Linked DNA regions of Mus musculus: region 2 is linked to region 1. Evidence: chromatin loops called from intact Hi-C (ENCODE). Cell type or tissue: heart. All regions are shown on one strand.

The links. Hi-C counts contacts between places; a loop is a spot of excess contacts. Peaks named below come from ENCODE experiments on the same cell type or tissue, not always from the same donor. Only the 100,000 strongest peaks of a DNase experiment are listed, where the experiment ranks them.
Region 2: a loop joins it to region 1, with 5 times the contacts of the local background. A loop is called at or near these places in 7 of 42 quality-filtered maps.

Annotation. Positions count from the first base shown.
Region 1 is chr10:42,988,715-42,991,214 of GRCm38, forward strand. It overlaps Gm5079 (predicted gene 5079), which reads right to left and starts at 2,448. Exons shown (of 3, transcript NR_153349.1): 1 at 2,147-2,448. In heart, a CTCF peak has its summit at 1,392 (motif pointing left); no DNase peak of the experiment used is centred here.
Region 2 is chr10:42,695,663-42,698,162 of GRCm38, forward strand. Ostm1 (osteopetrosis associated transmembrane protein 1) reads left to right here. Exons shown (of 6, transcript NM_172416.3): 4 at 588-755; 5 at 2,446-2,500. Among named protein-coding and RNA genes, the nearest start is that of Ostm1, 18 kb to the left of the region's middle. In heart, a CTCF peak has its summit at 1,525 (motif pointing right); a DNase peak (open chromatin) is centred at 1,569.

The sequences.
Region 1 (2,500 bases):
CTCTGCTTACAATGGATACAAAATAAACGGAAACGAGGGTAACGAGGATGGTGGAACCTTGCGCACCTCGTGAGCAGCACGTGACCAAGCCTTGGTCCCAGGGAAGGCGGAGCCCCGCCCTTACAGCCCAGCCAGCTCTGTAAGAGGAGAAGGCTACTCTGAGGACTAGCCTGCGGTTTTCATTTGATCCAAAAATGGATCCAAAGCTCTGGTAATCTCATCCTGTCCTTCCAAAGAAGTAAGAGGTCAGGTCCTCAGACAGGGAACGCCCAAGGGGTTCCTGGGCACGCACCACAGCAGGCCCGCAGGGAGGGCTCTGGAAGCCACAGGGCAGGGAGTACCCACAAAAGCTGACCCAGAGTTTGTGTCAGAAAATTACTTTCTTAATAACAGACTTTTAAAAACAAACATAATTTTCCTTCTTATTTCTGTCTCTTTTTCCTTTCCATTTTCTTGAAGCTGTTTCTTTGTTTCGCCTTTTGTTGGTTAGAGCTTACTGAGATAAGTCCCGCTTTGTATATAGCTCAGACTGGCATCATCGTGAGTTCCAGAACAGCGAGGTCTATGTAGAGAGAGATCTTGTCAGAAATAAATAAATTGAATAAGTAGCTAGGTGGGGTGGTGTTCTGTGAGTTAAAGGCCAGCCTGGCTTACATACTGAATTCCAGGACAGTCAGAGCTATGTAATAGAGAGACCCCTTCTTAGAAACAAAAGAAAACAACAACAACTGAGTTGATACACAAAGCCAGGTGCCCTGGTCTGTGATCCCAGCCCTAGAGAGGCTAGAACGGGGGCCTCTAAGCATGTCTCAGCCTGGGCTATACAAGAAGACTCTGTCTCAAAACAAGAGCAATAGAATTTAAATAATTATATGAAAAAAGAAAAGTAGGGGCCAGCGAGATTGGCTGAGCAGGTAAAGGCACTTGTCGCATAAGCCTGGTGACCAGAGTTCAATTCCTACAATCCACATAAAGGTGGAAGGAGCTGACTCATCAAAGGTGACCTCTGGCTTTTACACATACACTCTGACTTGTGTGCATGTGTTCACGCACTCCTAAATAAAAGAAAAAAAATAAAGTCATACACACATATTATATTTCAATTATTTTCCTACATTGCATTAGCATCTATGGTCTTTTATTATATCTGAATATGACATAATGGCATGTCACTGCACAATGTCCTCAGACAGCCTGAAATCCAACATGGTAGATACTCATCATGGCTAAAGTGCCGGGAATTTTAATATGATTAAACTTAGAAGTGTATCGCGTCTGGACTAGATGGTACAGCTATTCAGAGCATGAGGAGGATCCAGGTTTGAATTCTTAGAACCCTGTGGTGCCTCTCAACCCTCTGTAACCCAAGTCCAGGGTATCTGGTGCCCTCTTCTGGCTGCTGTAGGTACTGCATGTATGCAGTACAAAGACACATATGTAAGGAAACTGCCTCTTACATAAACTGAAAAGTGCATCCTATCTGTGTTGGTGTATTGTGACTAGCCCAGATGTTTCAGGAACTACTCTGCTAGCATTTGGAAATCATCGCCTGATTTAGAAGTCACTCGTGCCGTTGATGAATGTGCCAAGTTTCAACCTGCGCATTCAAGGTTTCCTTTTAACCCATACATTAACGTTTAAGGAGGCATTACTCAACATTTATGTCTGAGCCATACTCCATCACCGTTTGCAGCCAGGCACAGTTCCAAGAGCTCAGCAAAAATCAACAAGTTGCTTCAGGGAGAGCTGAATGGGCTCTGTGAAATTTAGAACAAAGAATGTTGGTATTTTATTATTATTTCTAAAAGCAAGCGCTATACATCCTGTATTATGGCAGTGTTTATAATACACACATGTGCACATGTCTATGTGTTTTGCCCCACAGAGGCCACAGTTGAGCATTTCCTTTTATCTGACTATAAACATTTAACATTATATTATTCGACATTATGTCAGAACCACATTCTTTCTCCCGCATTGTTTGCCAGGCACCCCTACATCCATGGAACACAGCTCATACCCACCAAAGCAGCAAATACTATGGTTGTTTAAATTGCCAAGAGGGGTGGGTGAAAGGAGCAAAGAATTGAGGGCCCGTGACACTGCCAGTCACATTTTATCTGCTACTGCTAAATGGTGAGTTTACCTGGTGTCAGCAGCGAGGGCACTGGGCGGTGTGAACAGTCCAGGAGGGCTTTCTGACTCTCAGATGTCATCGCATGTACACATAAGTAAGGAACCATCTTGAATGAAGGACGGCACCACAAGAGGATTTGACAATGGGAATGCACCCACCTAGGGACGTTTGCAATGTCATCTATGAGACGGAAGGTGGATCTGAAATGCTGGTATATTTTTTGATGGAGGTTGCTCGGCATGTAGGCAGCCAGGCAGAAAGGAGAAGACTCACCCAGAAAGGATGTCTTCCTAGCCAGGCCTCTTTGAGATGGCGCGACACCGTTCTGCCTGTTGCCATGGCAGTGAATACGATGCTGTAATG
Region 2 (2,500 bases), 290 kb before region 1:
TTCGAGGCTTGTTCAGAACGCCATTGCCTTTTTATTTTAAAAAGAATTATTTTCTTATATTTATCTAGGGGGTACATGTGGATGTCAGAGGACAGCTTGCCTATGGGTTCCAAGGACAAAACTTGGGTCACTGCTTACTGGCAAGCAGCCTTACCCATTGAGCTGTCAACCGGATTCTTTGCCTATTCTCATGTCTTTGTGTTTTCTGCATGTTTATCCTCTAGTGATTTCAAAGTTTCAGGTCCTAAATTAAGGTCTTTGACTAATTTTTCAATTGTTTTTTTTTTTTTTTTTTTTTTTTTTGTCAGAGCGGGGGCGAGGGATCTAGTTTCAGTCTTGATATGCAGTTATCCAACTTCCCAGCGCCATCTGTTAAGGAGACTTGCCTTTCCCCCAAGGTGTGTCATTGGCGTCTACCTGGTGGCTATGCGATGTGGCTGTATCGCTGGGTTCACGCCAGTCCTGTCACACAGCAAATTGTCTTCAATCTGGGCTTTGTGGCAGGGTAGGGTGTCAAATGGTTGACACGCAGAGATACTGTGTCCAGTAGGTACTGTGTGTCTTACATCTACCTTCTGTCATTTTAGGGGCACACATACAGTCTCCTCCCACCAAAAAATTACTCCGAAGTGTGCAGAAACTGTAAAGAGGCATATAAAAACCTGAGCCTCCTGTACAGTCAAATGCAGAAACTGAACGGGCTTGAGAACAAGGCTGAGCCTGAGACGCACTTGTGCATCGATGTGGAGGATGCAGTGAGTATCTATCGGCTTCTGGCGTGGTCCGCGTGTGCAGCTGATGAATGCTTGCGGTGCTAGCATTTCTCGGGTGCACTGGAGCATGCGCGTGGCATTCCAGCCAGAGAGAACTGCAGTGGTTATAAAGTAATAAGGCTCTACGGTGTCTCTGTCGGAGCGAAATGGACATTAACCAGGCACCTCATGGACAAGTTAATAATTTGGCATATTTTGATTTTAAAGTAGAAAATGCAGCCAGGACTACAGAGTGAAACCCTGTCTTGAAAAACCAGTGGGGTGGGGGTAGGTAAGAAAGTAGGTGTGGCTTTCAGGGGCATGGTGTTTCTTGTGCTTAAGTTTCAGCTCTCTATCCAGTGGGTGCTGATTAAGGAGGTTTTTGCATCTAACTACCATGTGTTCGAAAGATCTTACGCACTTATTGCATTAATTGATTTATCTACGTGATAATTTGAGAACATTACTTATAGTCTATCTCCTCACTGAAATGTGAGCCACCTGAGGACAAAGACCTGGTGTTTTCTAATTCATCATTTAATAGGTAGGACAGTGCAAGAGAGAGAGAGAGAGAGACCGCAAAAATGAACGAGGTCTCATTATTAAGCGCAGGCCAGCCTTGAACTTGAAGTGATCCTCCTGCTTCGTCTCCACCATGCCCAGGATGTCATTCAGTACTGCTTTTGTAAGTATGTGTAACTGTAGTAAATGTTGGAGAATCCGGAAGCCTTTTCTCCACTGTATAGCTTGTCTTTCCAGTGAGCACCAGTAGGTGGCAGCCGTGCCCTCCTAGGCTTGAGACTTAGTTATCTGAGAAGACAGATCATTGGCTCAAAAGTAGAGAACTCAAGGTCAAAATGGCTAAGCTTGCTGGTTAAGAATACTTCGTCTGGCCGGGCGTGGTAGTGCACGACTTTAATCCCAGCACTTGGAAGGCAGAAGCAGGTGGATTTCTGAGTCTACAAAGTGAGTTCCAGGATAGCCAGGGCTATACAGAGAAACCCTGTATCGAAAAAAAAAACAAAAACCAAAAACCAACCAACCAACCAACCAAAAAAACCCCCAAAAAACAAAACAACCTCCCCCCCCCCCCAAAAAAAAGAATGCTTCGTCTGCATTATCAAACCAGCTTAGAGGACACTGCTCTGGACCATCGAGTGGTGCTTAGGATAGGCAAAGGCACCGAGCATGGCTGCTCATAGGGCTTGGGGTTTTTACCTCTCAGCCCCATGACTGTACTTGTTTAACAGCTCTTAGTACTAAATCACCTTTAACCAGGAGACAGAGTCTTTACTCTGGTTTTATAACTACACATTCTCTGGGAGATAAAATTACTGACATTCTGGTATATCTCAGTGATAATTATGTATTTAGAATATACCTTATTTTGTGTGTGTGTGTTTTGTTTTGTTTTTTTTTTCTGAGTTCGAGGCCAGCCTGATCTACAGAGTGAGCTCCAAAATAGCCAGGGTTGCACAGAGAGTCTCCAAAATAAAATAATACCAAATATTATACAGTTACTAATTGTAAACCAGCTTTTTTTCTCCTAGCAGAAGAAATTGTTCTCAACTATCAGTAGATTTTTAACGCTGTTTTAAATGATGTTTGGATTGCAAAAATATACTAAGACATTAAAGAGAACTTTAATTAAACTTTAAGTAAAGAGACTATAATATGATATTTGTTTCTCTAGATGAACATTACTCGGAAGCTTTGGAGTCGAACCTTCAACTGTTCGGTCACCTGCA